2 separate regions of the Homo sapiens genome follow, and region 2 is linked to region 1. Evidence: chromatin contacts called from ENCODE Hi-C or POLR2A ChIA-PET data. All regions are on one chromosome and are shown on one strand. The core of a region is the stretch at or near the end of the contact, and the rest is flanking DNA. Distances in the headings are between cores, read along the strand shown. Region 1 overlaps GCOM1 (GCOM1, MYZAP-POLR2M combined locus). Region 2 has its middle 31 kb from the start of GCOM1.

Region 1 (4,730 bases), core at 1,480-3,979:
AAATATATATTTTTTCACAAAAATTTAATTGAAACTATATGCTGAGCCATAAAATAAGTCCCAATAAATTAAAAGTTAAAACCATACAAGCTGTGTTCTCTGACTATAAAAGTATTAAATTAGAAATAAAAATATCAACAAAAATTTCAACTATTTGGAAATTAAATAACCTGCCTCTAAATAATCCATAAATCAAAGAAAAATCTCAAGGGAAATTAGGAAATATTTTGAACTGGAAGATAATAAAAGTAAAGTATATCAAAGCTTGTGAGATGCAGGTGAAGCAGAGATTAGAAGGACATTTATAGCTTTAAAGGTTTATATTAAAAAAGAAGAAAGGTCTAAAATCAATGACCTAAGTTCTACCTCAAGAAGCTAGAAAAAGAAGAGCAAAGTAATCCCGAAATAATTAGAAGGAAGGAAGTAATGAACATCAGGGCAAAAGTCAATAAAATAGAAAGCAGACAAGCAATGGAGAAAATCACCAAAGCCAAAAGCTATTTTAATTATTTTTTAAAATCAACAAAAATTGATAACCCACTATCTGGTTAAAGAAGAGAAAGAGAAAGAGAGACAGAGACACAGAGTGGATAAGATAGGGAGAGAAAGAGGGTACAAATAATATCAGAAATTAAAGAGACATTAAAAGTAAACAACTGGGCATCTGTGTAGAAAAAAAGAGTATTGATACCTTTGCTTCACACAAAACCCAAAAATCAACTTAAAATGGATCAACTAAATAAACAAGTAAAAACCATAAAATTCTTAGGGGAAATCACAGGAGAACATATTTGTGACCTTGTAGTAGGCAAATATTTCTCAGGACACAAAAGACAAAAATCATAAAAGAAATAAATGGTTAATTGAAAACCAAAAATAAAAAATCTCTTCAACAGGGCCTGGCATGGTGGCTCATGCCTATAATCCCAGTACTTTGGGAACCCGACATGGGCTGATCACTTGAGCTCAGGAGTTCGAGACCAGCCCGGGCAACGTGGTGAAACCATCTCTACTAAAAATACAAAAATTAGCCGAGCGTGGTGGCATGCACCTGCAGTGCCAGCTACTCAGGAGGCTGAGAGGTAGGAGATAACTTAAGCCCAGGATGTCAAGGCTGCATTGAGCCAAGATTGCACCACTGTACTCCAGCTTGGGTATCTGTGCAAGACCCCATTGCAAAAAAAAAAAAATATATATATATATATATATATCTTCAACAGACATCATTAAGAAAACAAAAAAGTAAGTCACAGGATGGGAGAAAATGTTCATAGCACATACATCTGACAAAGGACTCGAATCCAGAATATATAAAGAACTCTTCCAACTCAATAGTAAGAAAACTAAAAGCTCAATAAAACAACGGACTAAAGATTGGAACAGACACTTCAAAAGATGAAACTTATAAATGGCAAAAAGCATATGAAAAGATTCTCGAAAAGAAGAAAAGATGCTCAGCATCACCAGTTGACAAGGAAATGCACATTAAAACCACATGAGACAGCACTCTATATCCCCTAGCATGGCTCAATTTATTTTCTTTTGTTTTTATTTTTATTTTGGAGCTTTCAAAGCCAGAAAACCTACTAGACAAATTCTAAAAGCTATAACACTGAATGGCTAAATTTAAAAGGTTGGCAATACTAGGTCTGGGTTAGGATATGGAGACACTGGTACACTCAAACTGCTGGAAAATTAAAATACTACAACCCCTTTGAAAAACTGACGGTCTCTTAAAAAGTTAAACTTATACCTCCTTTTACGACCCAGCTATTCCACTACCAGGAATTTACCCAAGAGGAACTAAAACTATCTTCACATAATGAGTTGTACTCTAATGCTCACTGCAGCTTTATTCACAATAGCCCAGAGCTGGAAACAACTCAAATGTATTTTGTCAGCTGAATGAATAAACTGCGATATATTCATACAATGGAATACCACTCTGCAACAAAAGGGAATGCATACAACTTAGATGCGCCTCAAATCATTATGCTGAGTGAAAGAAGCTGGACAGAGAAGAGGGCATGCTATATGATTCCATTTCTAGAAATGCAAATCATACAGTGGATTCCCACTAAATGGAAATCCATAGTGACCAAAAGTGATAAAAAGTGACTCACCATCTACAGAAAAAAAAGATCAAGAATTGCCTAGGGATGAATGGAAAGCTGGGTTGCAAACTGAAACAGAATCTTTGGTGGGGTGATAGAAATTCTCTCTATCTTGATTGTAGTGGTTATTTCATGGGTATAAACACTGTCAAAACTCAGTGGATTATATGCTTAAACAGAAACACTTACTTATGTAAGTTAATAAATAACAGAAACTTATTTATGTAAGTTAATAAATAACTAAGTTGATAAGGTAAAAAATAAAAGATGATGAGAGCCTGAACATGGGCAGTAAGAGGAGAGTTAGAGAGCGTGGGACAGATTTAAGAAAAGTCTTTAAAAATTAAATTAACCGATTTGATACAATAAATCAAGACTATCTCCTTCTTAGTCTTGCAGAATATGACTACAGTGGAACGACAAAGAATAGCCTCAGACTGCTGCCTGGACTGTGCTACAAAAAAGATTGCTTCTGGGATTGAGAAGCAAATTCCATGGTTTTCCTGCTTTCAAACACCACCCCCTTGTGTTTATATGTGTAACGAATACCAACCCAATGGCTTGGGAGGCACATGTGCCTTTCACGAAGGGAGAAAATGTGCAGCACTTCTGGACATTTTTTGGAAATTATGTCACGAATGTTTGGCGGTCACCTCCCCCACCATTCCCCTCAGGCCCAGGGGTGTGGGCAGCTCGGGGGCTGTAGCACATACACTGAATGTGTGTTCCATAAAATGCATGTGGGGAGCCGAGTGCCTGGTGCTGCCGCTCCAACATTACACAGAAAAATTAATAATAGTCGCAAGAATGCATAACAGACACACTGAGAGGCTCAGGTGCTACACAACACACATTAAATGCAGGATGGACAAAACCAAGACATTTGACTCCTTTCCTCTGACTTTTGAATTGAGCTGTAAGTGTAGTATATCCGACAGAGAAAAGTGTAACGAAATCTGTTCAGAGTTTCAGAAAGCTTATGAAGATAAATGCTTGCAATGTTATTTTAAGAACATTTTCTATATTGGAAATGGAGAATATTTCTTCTTCTCCAGAAGTTGAGCTAATAAAAAAAATTGTTTGAAAAAAAGAAAAAGAAAAAAGAATGGGCATATTTTTGTTATCAGGAAGATTTTCTTTTTCACATTTATTTTAGAATCAGAGGGCACATGTGCAGGTTGGTGACAAAGGTATATTGTGGGATGCTGAGGTGTGGGGTATGACTGAGGCCATCACCCAGGTAATAAGCATAGTACCTAGTAGGTGGTTTTTCAGACCTTTTCCCCCTCCCTCTTTCCCGCATCTAGTAATCCCCAGTGTTTATCGTTCCCATGTTTATGTCCCCTGAACACCGCATGTTCTCACTCATCAGCGGGATCAGGAAGATTTTAAATTGGTTGATGAAAATGTAGTCTGACAGGGCCAGGCTAGAGCAAGCTTTTAGGAGTCTGCTGTGTCATTTGGATTTGGGGCAGAGGGAGGAGGGAGTTCAAAATCTAATGAGTTTAAACCCAGGTAAGCACAAATGATGAATCCAGGGACTAAAATAATCCATATTCTCTGTTTTAAAAGAAAAGAAGAAGGGTTCTAGAGTGTCAGCCATGACCTAGGAAAGGGCCTGTCCTTTTCTCCGAGCCCAGGATCAGGTAGAGGGTGTTCCCTTAACTGTCTAGGATCCTAATACGATTTCAACATTTCAACAAAGTTTTCAAACATTAAAAATGGTAATAATCTCAGAGTTGATCTAAGCCTTCTCCCTTTTTTAAAGATGAACTAACCGAGTCCAGGTTGTTGGTGGCATGATTTGCCCAAGGTCATGCACAGATAATGGCAGAATGTGAGTCAGAACCGAAGTCTCCAAAAGGTTGAGTAATTAAGAAAGAATTAACATTTGTCCATCTTTCGCACTGTGCCAAGCACAATTCTAAGTCTTTTGTATCTATTATTTAATCATAAAAAGTTTCTTTCAAGTGGGAGGGATTATCCCTATTTCACAAATGCTGAAACTGATGCTCAGAGGGGTAGAATTACCTGCCCAGAGTTACTCTGCTTGTAAGCAGAGGTGTCAGGGTAAAAACACAAAGCCCTTAGGTATAACTGCAGAGTTACATAACACTAATGGTGCACTAGTAAATTTTTGACAATAAAATCCCTAGGTTAAAAAGCTCTGATTGTGACATATGTCAATTTCTGTGGTGTCAAGACCTCCTCCATAGCTAATTGCAAGCGACCAACATGACATCCCCAAATGGAGACCTGAGAAGTGATGCATGTCTTCCGCTTTCATTAACCAGTATGAAGCAGCTCCAGCACAGTGCTGGATATGTCATGCAGTCCTGAACCCGTAGCTCAAGAAGCAGAACAGCTAAAGTGTTCTTGGGGAACAGCTAGGAACTGGACTAACTGAGGACATGTGTAAGAGCCAAGGCTCTTCAATCTGAAACTAAGGGTTGCTTCTTTAAAACCAACAGCACTGTGGCTAAGAGGAGCACAGGCATGATCAATAAATCCCCAAATACTGCCTGGGCATGGAGCCAGAATACATAATAGGAGTAATGACATCATACAAGACCATCAGCTTATGACACTTAAACTCTAAGACTTGATATGAATCCC
Region 2 (4,410 bases), core at 798-3,297, 110 kb after region 1:
AGTTTGGATTTGAAGCATCACCTGGGACGTAACCTTGATGCTAAACCTTTACACTAAAGCATGAACATGGTTTTGGTAACCGGCAGACTGAATGGTCAAATTCTAAGCAGGGATGCCGTCCTTCACTGAACCACTGATGGGCACTGGGGGTAGCTGATCACTCTTAGGGCTGTGTCCCTGTGCACTTGCAGAATGTGTCAGCATCTCAAGTTGACAACTTCTTGAGAAGTTGAGGGAATGATGTGGAAGAAGGAAAAGAGCTCAACAGCCCAAATCCAAGAAGCAGATCTTTAAGCGCAATGCAGTGTTTTAAAGCCTGCTATAGGAGTACATGAGAGGGGGACCACACTTAAGCACAGCCCATTTAAAATGCTTTAATTGCCTATCTGTGCAATAAGACTGAACCAAATGAATATTGACAAATCCGCTAACATAATCTAGTCTTGCCTTGCATTTATAAAGGTTAGGACCCAGAATTATAATGTTCTGTTTAATTTCAAATGCCTGCTGTCTGACAGGGGCTTTCTCCCGAGAGAGAAAGGCGTGGTTCTTTCCCTCAAGGGGCTCCCACCCTGGTGTGAAGAGACACACACATCACAATGTCAAAGCCTCGAGGGAGGCACGGGCCTGCCTGGGGATAGCCAGAAGGTCCTGCTCCCACCAGCACCTTCACTTTTAGAGCAAGGAGGGAGTGACCAGCATGGACTAGACAGAGGGGGAGAGGTCAGGAGTTAACTCACAACCAATGTTAAAAATGGACTTAAAGAAGAAAAGGATGTTAGCCTGGAGAAGAAAGAACTTAGAAGGGGCCTAAGAGCCTTTTTGACTATAGAGCCACAATGAGGAAAATGGGGAGAGTGGGTCAGTGCCACACATCCCCAGCAGCAGGCAGAGCAGAGATGATCACATCTAATATCACAATCACTTCTGAAATTCTACAAAAATCCACAAAAGAGAGTACAGGAAGAAACCACACACAGGGCCAACAAAGGATGGGATGAATTCAGGAAGATAGGAGAGTGGGGGATGAACTTCCACCGCTGGGTAATAAGGGAAGCAGGGACGTGAGGACAGACGTTCATGCCTTCCCACAGGAGGCCTTGGAGCTGCCGACAAGGCATCTCCCAGATGACGGAGCAGGCGTGGCAGGACGCCATCTCGCTCAGGGCAGCACCTGGTTAATGTCAGCACCGGGTCTGGTGAGGGCTGGTCTCTGCTGCGACATGGCAGGAAGTGTGCTGTGAGATCTGGTTAGAGGATGTCAAGAGGACCCCCTTGCCACAGCCTAACCAGTGTGTTCTGGACCCCACGTTTCCCTTTCCAAACTCTAATCCATCCTATCATTGCTCAGGGCTTTTTGATTCTGCTCCTTCCTCCCCTCCCCACACACATAGAACCTTTTATTCCAAAATCTAGCAGTACATCATTGGTTAGTAGAAAATAACTCTCAGAGCCGGGCGCGGTGGCTCACGCCTGTAATCCCAGCACTTTGGGAGGCCTAGGTGGGTGGATCACTTGAGATCAGGAGTTCGAGACCAGCCTGACCAACATGGAGAAACCCCGTCTCTACCAAAAAATATAAAATTAGCCAGGCATGGTGTCGCATGCCTCTAATCCCAGCTACTCAGGAGGCTGAGGCAGGAGTATCACTTGAACCTGGCAGGTGGAAGTTGTGGTGAGCCGACATCGCACCATTGCACTCCAGCCTGGGCAACAAGAGTGAAACTCCTTCTAAAAAAAAAAAAAAGGAAGAAAAAGAAAATAACTCTCATAACTTAAAAACAAAAATCAACAAACAAACCCCCCCCTCAAAAAAAAATCCTATAACATAAACTTCCCAACCATCTAAAAACCCAAACTCAAAACGTGTTTCTTTTGTCTTCCCTTCTTGAAGGAAGTAGGTCTGCACGGGCCTCCCCATCTCCTAGAGCTCGTACACAGCTATGAACCTGCTCTCAACAATGACTGGACACTTCCTCTTGGTTCATGGAAAAATTTGCTCGTAATTTTCCAGTCTGACTCAAGCTATCAGCTGGCGATACAGTTTTTTGCCAGCTTTACAGTCATTACATTACTCAAACAGAAACCCTTTTGCAGGTGACCTTGAAAGTTATTAAAAACTATTCTCTTTTTGAAGGAAGGACTTGTTGGGGGCGCCTGGTAGAGAGAGGATGTCTCGACTGGGTCTGGTGGTGACGACATCCTGGAAAAGGAACAAGATCCAAGTCACCAATCATTCTCTTATACAACGCATCCTTGAATTTTGAAGAGCCTGATATTGTGGATGGTTTGTATTGTCATTTGGCAGCAAAAATAACCTACATTGAATACACAGAAATAGTCCTCCACAGCCTCTGCCCGGGCTTTCCAGGTTTGACCACTGTGCAGTGCCTGTGATGCTCTCTGCTGCCACCCAGTGGATATACTGAGAAAGGTCAGGTAGGATGTTTAAACCCAGAGGTTCTCAGTGTGGTCCCCAGACCAGCAGCATTGGCATCAAATTCTTGGCTGCCCTAGAAACTCTGGGAGTGGGGCCAGCAGTCTATGTTTTCACAAGCCCTCAAGGTTATTCTGATGCACACTGAAGTTTGAGAAACACTAGTGTAGACTAGGTAGTAATTTGCACCCAGGGATGTGTGAAATGGATCATCAGATTTCTCCATTGGGAGAAGTCGATTGTCCTTATTGATGATCAAGGATCACATCTTTTATAGGAACTAATTTCACTGGCTATTTTAAAAAAATTACTCGTCTTCTCAGAAATGACAAGAAGGCATAAACCCCAACTCCTCTGTTTTTTATCCAGAATCTCCTGATTATAAGCAGCTACTGCTGCCTTGTTACTAAGAGTGGTATTCAAGGTTCTCCAAAAATATGGATCCAAACGTGTTTTCCAGTCTCACCTCCAGTAATTCTCCACTTCATTTACTCAAGATTTTAATGCAACTGGCTGATCCTCTGAGCCCAGCTTTCATCCCCGTGTTCCCTCTGTTTTTTCCACCAAAGATGCACCCTTCTAGGAGATTAAAATTTCATAATAAACAGTTCTAAATTTTCAAGCCCATTTTAAAGCCCTTTCGAATGCCATTTCCTCTATGAATTCTGCCCTGATTGCTCCATCCAATGACAGCCGTTCCCATCATGAACCTCCGCCACACTTCATCTATACCTCTTTTATAGTGCTTTAAATTCCATCCCTTGTTTTTTTAGTGCTCGGTGGACATTTCTGATCCCGTTGGGTCCAGAACTGAGCCTTACTCATCTCAGCATAAGCCAGTGCAGACTAGGTGCATAGTGACTGCCCTTTGAAAGGTATGCATGAATAACATAGGTCTCTCACAAAATAGCAGTTCACAATAAATGTTGGAATTCAATTTGTTGCAATGCGAATATTGCAACAGTTCACCTAAGAGTAACATAGGAACACCAGATCACCTGGGCAACACTGGGAAGGCAAAGCTTCGTTTTGTCCAAAGTCCTCTTTGGGACTTCACCACTGATGGGTGGGGCCCTGGATTACAGGAGCCACTAATCTACTCCTGTGCCACATTTGGGCCAGAAGCGTCCAACAGCTCCCCCTGCTGTCCACCTCGGCTATTACATCAGGACTGTGAAGGCTTCCATCATCACCCATCAGTCTCTTCTTTAAAGAGCCCACCTGAGATCCCAGAAAACCGCATTTCTGCAGCCACTACTAACACCTGGTTGAAAATGCTGTTCCCCCCATCCCCCCAACAGACCCAGAGCCTTTGGTCCAAATCTCCTGTTGCCATCTCAGGAAGATGAGATCTGGCAATATTTCCCTCCCAGGCCACATCCCCCACTGGCTCCCATCCTCACTACCTTCCCCAATAAGTGTTCATATGTTTAGAGTTTTGACCACTGTGGACCTGTTAGGGAAGAGAGATGCACTGAGCCTGACAATGCAGCTGGGGGTAGGGTGCCCTTTAAAGAGAACCAGAAAAGCAGTGGGAAGCCAGAGGGCGAGGGATCCAGGAGTCCCCGAGAAAAATGTACAAGAAGCAGAAGAAACAAAATAAACTAGAAACAGTGACTGCCTCTGAGTAGAGCCTGGAGAAATGAGCGCCAAGGATGGAAGACTCACTTTTCATTGTTTTACCCTCCTGTACTATCTGCATTTATTTTATGTGCTACTCAAAAACCACACTAGACAATAAATAAAAAATTAAAAAGACTCACAAAACGACAATTTCTAAAAGAAACTTCACTAACAATATAAAAAGACTGCCCTGATGAAAGAAAGATTAGTCTATTATTCGGGAAGAAATGTTAATAATCAAAGCTGAGGGGAGAGAGAAAGGGAGAAACTGCCACATTTGTAATTTCTTGGGTCTGTACAAACTAGTAAACCCTTCTGAAAAGCAACTTGGGAACTGTATTAGTCCGTTC

Evidence for each region. A loop is a pair of places that touch in the nucleus more often than their neighbours do. ChIA-PET counts read pairs that join two places held with the same protein, here RNA polymerase II (POLR2A). Pooled maps may share reads with other maps.
Region 2: a map of mammary epithelial cell shows a loop between it and region 1 (7-fold over the local background). The contact joins two enhancer-like sites. A Hi-C loop is called at or near these places in 22 of 168 maps with a recorded cell type or tissue (A673, B cell, CD14-positive monocyte and 14 more), 10 of 37 single-sample maps with no recorded cell type and 23 of 50 pooled maps. POLR2A ChIA-PET finds 5 or more read pairs at or near these places in 4 of 52 experiments (GM10248, K562, PC-9 and 1 more).

The regions. Positions count from the first base shown.
Region 1 is chr15:57,665,355-57,670,084 of GRCh38, reverse strand. The region is part of intron 10 of GCOM1 (GCOM1, MYZAP-POLR2M combined locus); the gene reads right to left. All of the region lies in intron 11 of MYZAP (myocardial zonula adherens protein), which reads right to left. It also overlaps the pseudogene LOC124903589. Among named protein-coding and RNA genes, the nearest start is that of POLR2M, 39 kb to the left of the region's middle. Within about 2 kb of position 2,729, at least 3 of the 41 ENCODE cell types and tissues checked have a DNase peak (open chromatin) inside an H3K27ac peak, as active enhancers do.
Region 2 is chr15:57,559,173-57,563,582 of GRCh38, reverse strand. No RefSeq gene overlaps it. Among named protein-coding and RNA genes, the nearest start is that of GCOM1, 31 kb to the left of the region's middle. Within about 2 kb of position 2,047, at least 16 of the 41 ENCODE cell types and tissues checked have a DNase peak (open chromatin) inside an H3K27ac peak, as active enhancers do.